Regions from separate parts of the Homo sapiens genome. Here region 2 is linked to region 1. The links are chromatin contacts, found by Hi-C or POLR2A ChIA-PET in ENCODE. All regions are on one chromosome and are shown on one strand. The core of a region is the stretch at or near the end of the contact, and the rest is flanking DNA. Distances in the headings are between cores, read along the strand shown. Region 1 overlaps LINC02204 (long intergenic non-protein coding RNA 2204). Region 2 has its middle 9.0 kb from the start of SALRNA3.

The links. Hi-C counts contacts between places; a loop is a spot of excess contacts on that map. ChIA-PET counts read pairs that join two places held with the same protein, here RNA polymerase II (POLR2A). Pooled maps may share reads with other maps.
Region 2: a loop to region 1 is called in a map of psoas muscle, with 5 times the contacts of the local background. The contact joins two enhancer-like sites. A Hi-C loop is called at or near these places in 2 of 168 maps with a recorded cell type or tissue (lower leg skin and psoas muscle) and 4 of 50 pooled maps. POLR2A ChIA-PET finds 5 or more read pairs at or near these places in 4 of 52 experiments (AG04450, BJ and activated CD4-positive, alpha-beta T cell).

The regions. Positions count from the first base shown.
Region 1 is chr15:70,565,274-70,573,073 of GRCh38, reverse strand. It overlaps LINC02204 (long intergenic non-protein coding RNA 2204), which reads left to right. Exons shown (of 2, transcript NR_135691.1): 2 at 1-2,116. Among named protein-coding and RNA genes, the nearest start is that of LINC02204, 17 kb to the left of the region's middle. Within about 2 kb of position 3,218, at least 2 of the 41 ENCODE cell types and tissues checked have a DNase peak (open chromatin) inside an H3K27ac peak, as active enhancers do.
Region 2 is chr15:70,602,621-70,610,420 of GRCh38, reverse strand. No RefSeq gene overlaps it. Among named protein-coding and RNA genes, the nearest start is that of SALRNA3, 9.0 kb to the left of the region's middle. RefSeq lists an enhancer at 7,232-7,732. Within about 2 kb of position 4,765, at least 12 of the 41 ENCODE cell types and tissues checked have a DNase peak (open chromatin) inside an H3K27ac peak, as active enhancers do.

The DNA of each region.
Region 1 (7,800 bases), core at 1,969-4,468:
TAACAAGGAGCCCAGGCACTAGTATTTTCCTCTTGCCATCGGCGGCCAGCCATAAAAAGGGTTGATCCATGAGTTGTTTCTCCAACTCTTCGAGCAGCTCAGTTCATGGCACTGCTATAGTTTAGACTAACCCGCTCAACATTGTTAGAAACATTTAGAAATGTCTCCCCCTTTGCCGCAATTTCCCTCTCTCTGCCGGTGTCTGCTCTAACAGCTGGAAGAAATTTCTCCTTCATCTGCTATATTCAGCCTTTCACTAAGCGCCATCAATTTTGCCTTTGAAATTTCTTTTGTACTGGTCTCCTTCTCTCCTTTCCACCGCTAATCCCGGGGCCTGTCTCTAGCCCTGTGATTCTGAACTGTTTAAGAACCTCCTGACAGAGCTCCCTGCCTCTGGCTTCTCCACCTTTGATCCATTCTGCACAGCCAAGACAGATTCATTTTTCTCAAGCTCTGTTTGCATCTTAGGAGGCCTCAGCTCAAAACCCCTAGGCTCTCTAATGTCCTTGGCATTGCCCAGACAGCTTTCACAGCTCCCTCTCACTCTACCTTCTTCCCAGATCGTGGCTGCTTTTGCCTCCTGTACTGTTGTAACAAATCACCACGAACTTGGTGGCTTAAAACAACGGAAACTTATTCTCTTACAGTTCTGTGGCCAAAAATCCACACTGAGTCTTATAGGCCTAGATCAAGGTGGCAGCAGGGCTGTGATTCCTTGGGAGGCTCCCAGGGAGAATTCTCTTTCCTGGCCTCTTCCAGCTTCTCAGGGCTGCAGGCATTTCTTGGCTTGTGGCCACATCACTCCAGTCTCTGCCTCAGTGGTCATATTGCCTTTTCTTCTCCCTGTAGTGAAATCTTCCCCTGCTTCCCTCTTATAAGATACTTATAATTACATTAGGAGCCCATCTGGATAATCCAGGGTAATCTCCCCATCTCAGAAGCCTTAACTTAATCACATCTGAAAAATCCCTTTTCCCATGTAAAGTAGTAGTTATAGGCTCCATGAAAGGGATGGGGACATGGATCTTTGGGGGGACCGTTATTCAGCCTCTCATCATGGCCAGCTTAATCCTTCCACTTCCCTACTCGCTACTACAACAAGTATCAGTTGAGTATCTACTATGTGCTAGGCACTGTTTTAGGCAATAGGAATCATAATGACTAATGAGCCTTTTCGGATTCAGTCTCCTGCAGGGTGAACTATCCCTTTCCTGAGCTCTTTACCTCTTAGAGCTTGGTATCATTACATAGCATGATCATCACATACTATGTATGTCTGTGTGTTTGACATGTGGTTCATAGCTGGTGAACGGTGCTCTTCGTTTCTATAGGCAGGTAGGATGGACGTGCTTCGTAGGGCCTTTCTCCGCAAGCCCTGACATACACAGCACAGAGATGGGACAGCCCCCTACTACATCCTGCCAGATGTTGCTGGCTTATTTTAAAATTAGAAACGCCTATACAGTACCATAAACCAGTGATGCCAACTGGTTTATACTCCATAAGTTTGTACTCTTGGAAGTGCTAGGGTTGGTTGCAGCCTAATATTTAGGAAGAGTTTTGAAAGGCACTGTGACTTGTAGCTTCACACCTGTCTTCTTAAAAGCCTGGCCCTTTCCCGATTTCAGGTTGACATGTGCCTCCTGCAGGCACTGACACTGAGGCCTTACCGGTGACTGTTTCCTTATTGGTAAGTGTGTTGCTTTCCTAGGTGGAAACTCTCTGAGGAAAAAGATCACGTTACACGCACACAAGCACACACATACACATCTTTGTAACTCTCTGGCCCCCCATTGGATCTAGCAAAGATAACTTGGATGCTAGATATTTGCATACCAGCCAGTGTTGTCCAGCACTTTCGTTCAACTCTTTGACAACTATCGTCACATTCCTATACTGCTTGTGCTATCATTTGATTAATGTTTGTATTTAATTTGTCTCAACTTTTAGCTTGTGTAAACTTATTTTAAAAGGAAGCATTTGCATCTCTACCATAAATAGAAGACCAGAGTCATTTATCATAAATAAAGCATAACTGTAAAAATAAAGATACTGAAAATGAAATAATGTTATTCCCCTAAGAATTAAACAATAAAATATTGAGTAATAAAATTGAGTTGATTCACAAAATTGAATTCATTCACAAAATGAGATCCTCAGTGAGAAAAATGAGCAGCCAGTAATAAAAAATATTAAGCTTGATGTCACTTGATTGGAGATGATAATGGGTTTCTATGTCAATTAAATTATAATGTTTGTTAGTTTTGATGGTAGCCAGCCCTGAGAATTCCATAGTTAGGAAGGGCACCTCACCATTACCCAGATGGTAAATTTTAAAAAGTTAAAATGCCGGCCGGGTGCGGTGGCTCACACCTGTAATCCCAGTACTTTGGGAGGCCAAGGTGGGCAGATCACAAGGTCAAGAGATTGAGACCATCCTGGCCAACATGGTGAAACACTGTCTCTACTAAAAATACAAAAATTAGCTGGGCATGGTGGCACACACTTGTAGTCCCAGCTACTCGGGAGGCTGAGGCAGGAGAATCACTTGAACCTGGGAGGTGGAGGTTGCAGTGAGCCAAGATTGTGCCACTGAACTCCAGCCTGGCCACAGAGCAAAACTCTGTCTCAAAAAAAAAAAAAAAAAGTTAAAATGCTTTAGTGCATATTTTTGGTACATTTGAAAGAACATATGTATTCATCACTTATGTAAAATTATGAACTATAATTATTTTATTTTATGTTTTTTGAGGTGGAGTCTCCCTCTATTGCTCAGGCTGTAGTGCGATGGTGCGAACTTGGCTCACTGCAGCCTCCACCTCCTGGGTTCAAAGATTCTCTTTCCTCAGCTTCCAGAGTAGCTGGGACTACAGGCACGTCCCACCATGTCTGACTAATTTTTGTACTTTTAGTGGAGATGGGGTTTCACCATGTTGCTCAGGCTCATCTTGAACTCCTGACCTCAGGTGATCCACCTACCTTGGCCTCCCAAAGTGCTGGGATTATAGGTGTGAGTCACCATGCCCGGCCTGAACTATAATTATAAAGTCAACTTGTGAACTCACTGCCCACCTTAAGAACATTACTAATAACTGTGTGCTCCTCTCTGATCTCAGCCCATGGCTCCCTCCCTTCCTCAGATAAGAGTTACTCTGAATTCCCTTGCATTTAAAAATAACCACCTATGACGTTCTTAAACAGCATATTGTTTAGGTTTGCTTAATAAAAATGCTGTCATACTGTTAGTATCCTCTAGGAGACTAGATAAATAAATTACGGTCTACGTTGTACACAGCAGATGTTATTCCAGGTGAAAATGAACACATCAGACTGCACGTGACAGCTTGGATGGATCTGTGTGAGGCCAGAAGCTGGTCTCCAATGCTCATTCTGCTCAGGCCAACGGCTTTCACCTCTGCCTCAGGAAATGGAATTTAAAAGGTGGATGAAATTAAAAGGGCTCTCCTTCCTCCACCTTTAACCCCAGTTACTTCTTGTTCAGAGAGTCACCATAGCTGCCTGAGACTGATCTCCTTGGAAAGGCCTGCTTTGAAAGGTTGGCCCTTGGCTGGCATCTGGGAACTTGGATTTCAGGAGGGTTTCCACCATTCCCTAATAAGAATGGCTCACTGTGCCTAAGCTGTCCCAACAATATGCTTTATGTGGAACAGCGCTGTCCTTCTGAGAGTCTGGAATTGCGGTATGTGCTGGACATAGGGGTGCCTATGTAACCAGCTCCCCCTCTAGTGGCAACAGAAACCCTGGGCACAGAGTCTTTAATGAGCTTCCTTGGTAGACATTTGACATGTGTTCTCACTACTCCTTGCTAGAAGAATTAAGCTTGTCTTGTGCAACTCCCTGGGAGAGGATTCTTGGAAACTTATTCCTGGTTTCCTCTAGACTTTGCCCCAAGGGCCTTTCTCTTTGGGGATTTGGCGCTGTATCTTTTTGGTATAATAAATCATAGCCATGAGTGTGACTCTTTGCTGAGTCTCCTGAGTCCTCCAAAGAAATGTCAAACCTAGGTGTGGTCTTGGGGACCCCAACCCTCCTCTGAACCCTCTGTTTTTCCACACCACTGGGAGCCACTGAATAGAGGAGCTTGTGCTTTGCACTTTATACTTTAGAGGCCCCTGCATATCACACACACACACACACACACACACACACACACACACACACACACACACACACACACACTAAAGAACGCATGGCTGCCTCGACACTTAGAATCTGAAGCTCAATGCTAGCCCAGCACAACCTGCAACTCTAAGGACCAGCTCTCATGACTATGACCATTCAGACCCCAGGGAAACCCTTCCGCACATTTCTTGCCTTGGGTCCTGGAAAACTGCATCAAACACCATGAAGGCTGTGTGTTGTTCACTCCAACAGCCTCAGAGACACTGCTTCGGAGAACAGGGAGAATTTGAGCAGAAGTGCTTGGGTAAGAGAAAAGGCAAATTAATGAGTTTGTCAAATCCTTCCTCTCAGCTTGAATGCAATAGATTCTTGTATAACAAATTATTGTTTCCCAGTAGTGCCAAACATTCATTTTCTTGCTTCTCTGCATGTTCTAATTCCTGGTTCTGGAGATAAGAATGAACACAGAATTCACAACACTTGCATATGGATGCTGAGGCATATTTTGCAATAATCAATGATTCGTATTACTCTTAAATTACTATGTATGCAGCTCAAGACGTGACGTGTAAAGTGTAACATTGGCAAACATATATTGAATACTAGAATTGTAAATTTTTATTTGTATAAAAATATTTAATATCTAATTTTAAATGTTTGTTTCAGCTTTAAGTACCTTTGGTTAAAAATATTCATATCCATTAATTATGATTTATATTTTGCTTTTTATAGCAATTTAGAATATTTTAGAAGAAAAATAACTTGCTGAAATCATATTTGAAAAATATTCAATTTGTACATAACTTTAAGATATTTAAAAAATAAAAGTATAATCACAGTTTATTCTCTTTGAATACAGTTATACTTTATTTTTAAATCTTTGACAATTATTATCAATGGAACAAAGTTTTGTAAGGATTAATGTACTTGAAGACTTTGCTAAAATGAAGGCAAAAAGTGTATATTAATATGAAATAATATATGGATTATGTCTCTATTTTATTACTCATCCAAATATCAACAGCCCATCCATCAATGGGCTGCACAGACATGTACAATAATTGAATCCATCTTTGATATTGCTAAGACTTTCAGTCGTATCTAAAAACCACAACTTTATTCATCCTTTAAAATTGTTATGAAGGTATTTGTGGGTCAAGGTAGCAGCAGAACATCATGTGTTATGAGATGGCAGCCTGAGTGGTAACTCACACATGTAGACACATGGTATGTGGTCCCCATTTGTCAATTTCCCTGGCCCCTGCCAATGTTTGGGCTGTTTGGGCAGGCCTGCGTACTCTCTTCATTTTTTTTTTTTTTTTTAGATGGAGTCTCTTCTCTATAGCCCAGGCTAGAGTGCAATGGCGCGATCTCGGCTCACTGCAACCTCCACCTCCAGGGTTCAAGCGATTCTCCTGCCTCAGCCTCCCAGGTAGCTGGGATTACAGGCGTATGACCCCATGTCCGGCTAATTTTTTGTATCTTTAGTAGAGACAGGGTTTCACTTTGTTGGCCAGGCTGGTCTCGAACTCCTGACCTCATGATCTGCCCACCTTGGCCTCCCAAAGCGTTGGGATTATAGGCATGAGCCACCGTGCCCGGCCCTCTCATCTTTACGCATAGCCAGAGAAGGATGTGGTTCTTGGCATGGCAGAAGGCCTTGGAGCAGGATGCCGGGCAACTGTGCAGACCAGGCCACGGCTGCCTTGTATACGTGTCACTGGAGCGAAGGCCACGCCGAGGCCAAGGAAGGGAGAAGTCCTGGGAGTCACCCCAAGGTCTTTGTGAGAGGCCCAGGGAAGCTTCCTCATGCACATTCTAAGGTCCCCCAGCAGCACAGGGCCCTGCCCACCACACTCACAAACATGGATCCTGTGGAACACGCTGCAGTGTGAGGCTTGGGTGAGAGGATTGCAATTTTAGCTCTGCCACTTTCTTCCAAAGTCACTCTGAACGAATCCACTTGACCTCTCGGATCTTGTTTCTACATATGTCAAATGGGAATCCTAATTCTCATTTTCCAGGGCTGTTGTGCAAACTGGGGATATGTATTTAAAGTATATCACATGGCCCCTGGGATGTGGCTTAATACCTGCTAACCAATAATCTAGCACAGGGAAACTGAGAAAATATGTTAAATGAGAAGCTATGGTCATCCTGGCAGTTAGTAGCAGAAAGAGCCCAGGCATTTGGAGGCCCAGTCTGATGTTCTTTACCTTTCCAAGCCCTGGAAACCCACATGTGCTCTGCCACCCATTTGCTCTCCCACCCAGCCCCGGGTTCGAGGTGGTGGCTGTCCTCTGAGCTGCGAGGTGTCCAGGTCCGAGCACCAGCTCACTTTCCTCAGGATCTAGCTCTGAGGATTTACAGCCAGGCTGGGCGCCCACTGGAGGTCCCCTTACCTGTAAGTTATTCCACCGGTAATTAGATTTCTTTCTGTTGTGGGAAGCCAGCATGTGTAAATCCACAGAAACCTGTGACCAGATGATATAAGGGTCACCTGAGCCTCCGTGCTGCCTAAAATGCATCTTCCAGGAAAATGATTTCTCTGGGCACATAAGTTACTGCGTTCCCAGGACAACTGTAGCTCAGGCTCTGACCATTCCCGTAATGCTGTGTTCAAGTGATGTAGTGTTCACAGCTCTCTCGGCAGCCCTCTTGCTCCCCTGCTGTCTGAGTGGAGGAGCCTCCAACACTGGCTGTCGCTGGATACAATAAATGGAAAGGGAGGAAGGACGGGGGAGGGAACTGCTTCCTCGGCAGCCCACCTTCCTGCCCAGGCTAGACCGACTCAAGTTCAGAGAGCCTTAGTCCTATAGGGGAGCCACTTGGAGTCTAGAGACACTTTGAGCTATGGCAGAAATCACTATCTACATGCAAAAGGATAAAATCGGGCATCTACCTTGTAATGTGCACAATAGGAAGTCCCAGATAAATTAAAGAACTGCACATTAAAATTATTAACAAACTGTATATGTGTGTGTGTGTGTGTGTGTGTTTTGGGAGGGTAGTGGTGGGGAAAAGGACTTTCTTTTTTTTTTTTTTGAGACGGAGTTTTGCTCTTGTTGCCCAGGCTGGAGTGCAATGGTGTGATCTCAGCTCACTGCAACCTCTGCTTCTCAGGTTCAAGCAATTCTCCTGCTCAGCCTCCTGAGTAGCTGGGATTACAGGCGCCTGCCACCACGCCCTGCTAATTTTTGGTATTTATAGTAGAGACGGAGTTTCACCATGTTGGCCAGGCTGGTCTCGAACTCCTGACCTCAGGTGATCCACCCGCCTCGGCCTCCCGAAGTGCTGGGATTACAGGTGTGAGCCACTGCGCCCGACCAGGCCTTTCTTAATCTAACACCAAACCCAGAAACCACAATAGAAAAGTTTGGCAGATTGGACCACCTAAAAAGAAAAAAACCCAAACTGTATTGTCAAAGGTACCTTAAATAAATCAAAACATAAATTACAGTCTGGGAGAAAGTATTTGCTACATATTCTAGCAGGAAAACTGTGAATGTCCACACTATAGAATGTATTCCTTCAAATTGATCAGAAACAGCAAAAATGGACAAGTGGGCAACACACACACATACACACACACACACACACGTTATATACAACCACTTCATTAAAGAGGAAACAATTACAAGATAGCCTCACTAATGC
Region 2 (7,800 bases), core at 3,516-6,015, 36 kb before region 1:
TCTTCTGAGCATCAGAGGAGTCTTTCCTTGCTGAATTTATGTAGGGACAAAACTTTGGCAAGAGAACTTTTCTGAGTGGTGGGCATCTTCTGAGAAGAACCTGTCCTGACCCCTCTAGGCTCCTGGGAAGAAGGTCAGGGTGGGAGGGTGACACTAGCATGGACAGAGCAGCTACCGCGTGTCAGGGCCCCGGCAAGGGATTCGACGCCGTTTCTCGTATTTCTCACACTTCTCCCAGAGCAGGCGTCACGCCTGACCCAGTTTACAGATGAGAACACTGATGTCTGGAGGGATTAAAGCAGCTTGCCCAAGGTCACAGAGCCCGTTTATGGACTTGCTAGGATTCCAACACATATGATAATTGTTATCACACTGAACTGCTGCAGGCAAACACAATTTGAAAAATATTTTGAAACTTTATCCCAGGCCTCAGAGGAATCCAACTAGTTTGAGCTCATCTGAAAGGTATCCCCACCCTCCTTAAGATTCTTTGACACTGTGAAGCAGTCAGCAGAAAATAACTGCAGGAACAATTACTGTTCCAGATTGAGCCTGAATTTCAGGTCATTTTGATCTCCAGTCTGTATGCAGACTTTGTTAATATTCCAGCTTTGGGTTCAAAATGTCATGTTCACTGAAAAGTGAAAACAACAGTCCCCTGCAGCCATCAGGGCCCTCCTAGAGGGAGGCTTGGCTGCCAGGGGAAATCTACCAATTGCCCAAAGAGATGAAACTGGAGGAGGCACAATCTGGCCTCCAAGCCCTTAAGAGCCTGATTATTGTTATTATTTTTTTTTCCTGAGATGGAGGCTTGCTCTGTCACCCAGGCTCAAGTGCAGAGGCACCTTCTCGGCTCACTGCAACCTCCACCTCCCGGGTTCAAGCAATCCTCCTGCCTCAGCCTCTCGAGTAGTTAAGATTACAGGTGTGTGCCACCACGCCTGGCTAATTTTTGTATTTTTAGTAGAGATGGGGTTTCACCACATTGGCAAGGCTGGTCTTGAACTCCTGACCTCAAGTGATCCACCTGCCTTGGCCTCTCAAAGTGCTGGGATTACAGGCATGAGCCACCATGCCAGACTAACATTTTAATTTTTTTTTTTTTTTGAGACAGAGTCTCGCAGTCTCACTCTGTCACCCAGGCTGGAGTGCAGTGGCACGATCTCGGCTCACTGCAACCTCCGCTTTCCAGGTTCAAGCGATTCTCCTGCCTAAGGCTCCTGAGTAGCTGGGATTACTGGCAAACACCACCACGCCTGGCTAATTTTTGTACTTTTAGTAGAGACGGGGTTTCACCATGTTGATCAGGCTGGTCTCGAACTCCTGACCTTGTGATCTGCCCGCCTTGGCCTCCCAAAGTGCTGGGATTACAGGCGTGAGCCACCACACTGGACCAACATTCTAAATTTTAATGTTCCAAATTGAGACTATAAATTTTTACAGCCAGTTCTATCTATATATATTCTATTTATTATTTGTTTATCTATTTATCTAATTACTCAACAAATACTTACTGACCACCTACTATCTACCAAGTCATGAGAAAAGCCCAAGACAAGTTTTTCTGGGCTTTTCTTTTTTGTGTAGGCCCCACAGCCTAACAGTGGAGTCACCTCATAGAGGGTGTTAAAAATGTAGACCCCAGGTGCCTTTTCCAGGAATTCAGATTCAGTAGCTACTATTCATTAAGCATTTACTAGACCAGGTATGTAATCTCATTTAATCTTTACAACATTCATTCCAGGAGGAATTCTTCACATTTTACAGAAGAGGTGCAGAAAAGTTGAATAATTTTCCCCAAGTTTCACAGCTTAATAGCACTGGGATTTGAACCCAGATTTATCTGAATCCAAAGCTGGAGCTCTTTTCATCATGCTGCCCTTTCCTTAATCCAAAACTCGACCCCTGTCCTGATGCCAGCCCACACACTGGCAATACACCAGGTCAGTTAGGCTGGTGATGGTTTTCTTTCCTGTGGACTTGGTTTGGGTCTCCCTTGGATATTTGTTCTTACGTCATCCTCTGGCCGAAAGCATTTGTTTCCAAAGACCAGTGTCTGCAGGAGGAGGTCTAAATTCCTTGGTTTGACATCCAAGGCTCTTTACAATTTGGCTTCCTCTTATTTCTTCTTCCTTCTCCCTCTCAGCTCCCTACGCAAGCCCTCAGCCCAGCTGGTCTGTGCTCTATCTTTTGAATGCCAAGAGGTTGTTACCATGGAGAAGTTTCTTTCTTTTTTTTAACGACCTGCCCTTCCACTCACTCTGGATCCTATTTCCTTGCGGTTAAAGACTTTTCTCCTTTGATATCCCCTTTTCCTTGCATTATTTATCTCCCTCTCTTTCTGCAGCATCCCTTCAGCAGGTGAAATGCTCCAAAGTCTCCCATATTGAAAAAACTCTTCCTTGAGCCCACATTTTCCTCTAGCTGTTGCATCATTTTCTATTCTGCATCTCAGCAACCCTTCTCAGAAGAGTTTTCTCCAGTGGTTGTCTCATCTTGCTCACTTCCCATTCACTCTCCAGCCTCCTACGGAAATCCTGCACATCAGGGTTACCAATAACTTTCATGCTGACAAATCCAAGATGCTTTCCTATGCTCCTCTTAAAGTCTCTGCAGTGTTTGACAGAGTGGCTACTCCTTTATGAAATGCTTTCTTCCCTTTACTTCTGATTCATTTGGGGATTAATTGCAGACAACAGAATCCACCCTAGCTAACTCAGGCTGAAAGGGATTTCAAAGAGGAAGTCTAGCTTTTATAAAAGGATTAGAAGTTTGGGAGGTCGAGGTGGATGAATCACCTGAGGTCAGGAGTTCGAGACCAGCTTGGCCAACATGGTGAAACCCTGTCTCTACTAAAAAAATACAAAAATTAGCCAGGCATGGTAACAGGTGCCTGTAGTCCCAGCTACTTGGGAGGCTGAGGCAGGAGTATCACTTGAACCTGGGAGTTTCAGTGAGCTGAGATCGTGCCACTGCACTCCAGCCTGGGCAACAGAGTGAGACCCTGTCTCAAAAAAAAAAAAAAAAAAAAAAAAAAAAAGATTGGAAGGAATTGGAGGTACATCGGATGGCTGTCACTCTCCACATATGACCCAGCATAAATGCCTGCTAGAATAACACAGAGGAACTGGCCCACCTCAGGCGCTACTGCCTCTGCTGTGCTTGGGATGCCTCACTACAACTTCTGGCTCCAGGTCCATGCTGCCCTGCTGCAGACCCTGCCAACTCAGCCAAGGCTCCACCCCAGCCTCTCTGAGGCTCCACTCACAGAGCCAGAGACTCTCTGGGACCCTCTGCTGAAAAACCAAATGCCCCCATGGCTGTGCTTGCCAGGAGGTGCAGTAGACCCATGCATGTCCCAGCCTCCAAATCTGCACCTGCTGGGAGAAAGCTAGGTCTGGTGCACATCTGAGCTAGAGAAGTGTCACATAGAGATATTCTTTAGCTTCCTGGCTTCTAGTGGGCAGTGAGGCACATGGCAAGGAGGTGGGAATGGAAAGGAGCGAGGCACAGATTCGCCAGCACCACATTCTTTCAATTTTCACCCTTTCTCAGAGTCCAGTTCTTCTCAGTCGCCCCGCGCAACTGATCTCTAAATATCAAAGGGCCTCAGAGCTTGATGCTCACCAGAGGGCTTGGGTGGTTGATCTGGAGCTGAGTGTGCTGTGTTCCAGATAGCGGCTCAAGATCCAGGCTTTGGGAAGTGGGGCAGCCACCAGCCAGGCCACCTGTGCCCACCTGAATGAGCTATATCCAAGGGCAATGGGAGAAATGTCCCTATTTCTGGCCACCATAGTAAACATCAGCCCTTTTTCACGCTGATGGACAGCCCACAAGTCTGATTTAACCTGAAGCGCTGTCCACTCTAAATGACCAGGCAGAAGCACTTGGCATGGCATCTGGATTTCATTTTGAGGTTGGGTTCAGAAGCTCAAATATAGGTCACCCTGAGATTATAAAATCAGATTGAAGGTTTCCTGCAGGCAGGGCTGGAGGCTGCCTTCTCAAGTCCCTATATCTAAGCAGCCACCAAGGGCTAAGGAAGATCAGAGAGAAGCCTTCAAATCTAGCCTGCAGTCTGCACCCACCCTTCCAGTCTTTCTTTAGGATCTGGACACCTCCCTGGGGAGCCTGCCAGTCCCTAGGGCATCAGGATGTTCAGCTCTCTGGGAGGTCAGAAAAACATCCCAACAGCTTGTCTCTCTGCTGAGAAACACACTGTCAGCCAAAGGCTGGACAAAACTCTGGGGCTGATCATTGCAAACATCAGAGTGCCCATTTACAGGCCAGCGAGTTCTTTATGGGCTTGGTTGAGCTCTCTGGAAAGCCCTGGAATGAATATCCACCAAGGGGCTCCTCTCTTGCTGTCTTTCTGTGGTCCCCAGTTCACCTCCTCCCTCTTGCGCTCCGCCTTTTCTTCTTTGGCCTTTGACTGCGATTTTCTTTGAAGAAAGAAATTACTTTGCCCCAGGAAACTCATTTATAGTGAAATAAGTGAAAGGTCTGGGCATCCGGCCCCATGTGGGGCTCGTTTTTGGGTTATTGCTTTAGCATGCCTTCATCTGGCTTGGCCAAGCTTGGAACCTCTCCCTGCCAGCATCACACCTGGCTTCAGCTGGAAGGGAAAGGACTTCAGCTTTTCATCTTCTGGGCCTCTTTGTTATTATTGGAGCCAAGGTTTGGCCTGGGATCAGACAGGGGGAGGGGACAGACAGTGGGCTGGGAACCAGAGCTGGAAACTGTCCCAGAGGCCTGGGAAGAAAAAGGGCTTCCTGTAGCTTTGGAGCGGCTGCTCCTCTTGAGTCAGGCCTGCAGCTCCCAGGCTGGTGGGGCTGAACTGCAGCCGGGCAGACCCCGAAAAGGATGACCCCCCTGGCCTAAGGGTTGTTGCTGATTTTAGATCCATAAGAAAAGGCCTTCTTAAGCCCCTTGTGATAAGAGATTTTAAGTGATTCCGCTTAAGTAAGAGATGCATAAAGATGTGAAAAAGCAAAAGGGTTAAGCTTTTAAAGCCATACGCTAAATTTCCTGAGTAGGGAGATTGCTTTGGGGGATGGTTTATAGGTTAACCGTTAATATTTTCTTAAAAGCTGGCTTATTTCTATCCCTTATTATTATTTTTTTAATGTAGCTTTGAGAAAAACCAAATTACCCTTTAGCATGCCTAAGAGGATTTTGTCTGTCGTACGTTTCAGGATCTTTATGGTGTGCATATCTACTGAAAACCATTTCCCATAAAAATACCAAGGGAGGGCATTGCGATGGGATTTTAAGCTTATTTAAAGTTAATTGCAGATTCATTTCACTGCACATTCATTGAGGGGTTTTCTTTCTTCATTATTAACATGAAGAAATGGCGGGGGCTCTGCCAAAAGTCTGAGAGGAGAGCGTGGCTGCTCTGAGAGTTTCCTGCGGGCAGCAGACGTCTGCCTAAGGACTGCCTTCTTGGGCTGCCAAGGTACTGGCTTATCCTTGGTTAGACGGGACTGAGGCACAGAATTGACAGCATGACTCGCTGGGGCATCCGTGGCTTCCGGCTCTCCCCGAACCTCCCTGCCTGCCTGGCTGGCAAACAGCACCACAATGAGGACACAAACAGCACGTTCAGGGTTGCTGAAGAATTAAAAGGCGGCTGAAAGCACAGACTGAAAGGGAGAAACGAGGTGTGCTAAAGTCTCCTGGGGGGAAACGGACTGTACAGCGGAGGCTCCACAGCAAACGTCCCATAGGGCCCCTCTGCTCTGCTTGTGTGTACTCAAGAACTTAGCGGGGTATCCACTAGCAGGAACAATTTGTTCATTCGTGTTAGGTAAGTTGAGACACTCTGAAGGTCTTTGCAAGGAGGCAATTATAACTACGGTTAGTTTCTTTGAACTTCTTGATTTGCTCACCCCATCTTCTATTGAGAGATGCTGAGATCTCAAAGATGCGTTCACTGGGGTTTGGCCTAGGTAAGTCTGTAGGTTCTGGGCATGAAAGAGGCCTTGGTGAGCCTCTGATCTACCTGTTTATTTTACACTGAGGAACCCAGAAGGGGTGAGGAACTTTCCCAGCATCATGCAGCTGGCTGGGGGAAAACCAGGAGGTGGGCCCCCAGCACCTGATTCCTAGTCAGGTGTGAGCCATTCCACGCTGATGCCAAGGGAAAACAAACTCTTAGATTGGAGAGCAGAGGACCGAGCCTGCCTGGAGCCAGGGACTACTGGGCAAGGCTGAGGAGAAGGCATGGCTCCTTCCTGTAGGAAACTTTGGGTGTGAGGGTGGTGCCCTCATTTGGCAAACTAAGATGACTGTTGGCCCAGTATTTCTTTAACTTTCTGGCTTTTCTGTGAATGGTTTATGGACCAGTTTTCTTACTGCAAAGCTACAAAGCAAATATATATATATATATATATATATATATATATATATATATATACACATTTATATAAAATATAAATAAAATATTATATATAACTCTCTCTCTCTCTCTTTCTATATATATATATATATATATATATATATCTCACTGGCCAAGCTGATTATGCGGCCTTTTCTCATGAGCATCTCATTGAGTTCTCACAATTCTATGAGGACAGTACTATTATGACCCCATTTTGCAGGGAGACCGTGGGCATGATGTGAGAGAGTCCACTCCTGCTACCACCCCACAGTTCCTGCCTTGCACAAGCCCTCAGTCCTACCTGGACAGCCCCAGTGGCATTTTGGCTTCCCTGGTATCAGTGTCAGCTCAGACCCCCCTGTCCAGAATTCCTCTAAAAGTCTGATTGTTCTCCTTTTCCAGTGCAGTTATCAAGTAACTGGCTGCAGGACTCTTTGGGAAGGGATCAGGAAATGATTTATCACATATACTTGTGATGGCATTACAGGGTCCTTCCTCGAGGGGATCTGGCCTCCCCTTCAAGTGGTGGGTCCCGTGTCTGTAAACTGACTTAGATCTGGAAGCTGTGTACAGAGCCATTGTACTCTACTGGGGCAGCTGATGGCAGCTTCTGCTTGCCAGCTCTCTATGGTTTTTGTTGTAGTTGTTGTTATATAAGTCAGATAGCACTCTTGTGCCCCTCAGAAGAACAGCACGATCAGTTGGCAATCACCAAGATTGCCGCAGGTCGGGGCGGCCTGATTGCCACTCCAGCCTTGCTGCCTGTTACAGTCATTCTGTTCACTTCCTGCTGCTGAGTAAATGCTCTCCTCAGCATCAGCCTGTCTGGAATCCTATCGCCCCCACCTAGGATTCTGGGCCCCCCAGGTCCACGGCAGCATCTGCGACCCTCAACCCTGTCCTGTCCCAGAAAAAACAGCCACCACCACTGAACTCCTAAAGGGTGCTGGCGGCCCCCTGTCCTGTGCCATTGTTATTGCCTTACAGGGGGCATGGGCTCTGGTTGCTTAGAGGAAACAAAGTGAGCTCTGTGCTTTCACATAACAAGTCCATTCTGCCATTCCCACCCTCCTGAGAATGCTATTCCTTTCTCAGTGTTACGCCAAACATCCCAGCATCTCCACCTCCTAGACCACAGAGTTTTTTTTTTCTAGTATGCTATTTATGTAATTTAAAAACACACACGTATAAAGCTCATTTTACCAGGTTGCATGCATGCAAATTTGAAGACTTATAGCAAAACTACTAGAGTGCTGGCCCAAAACAAGGGCTGAGGAGCAGAAAAGGTGCTAGTATCAGGGTTATGGGGCAAAAAGAAAAAAAAGAATGTGAAGAGAAATACCAGATAGAGCGGCCTTGCATGGGCCCATGAGCGTGTGCTGTGTACTAAGGAATAGTGAACAACTTACATCTGACAA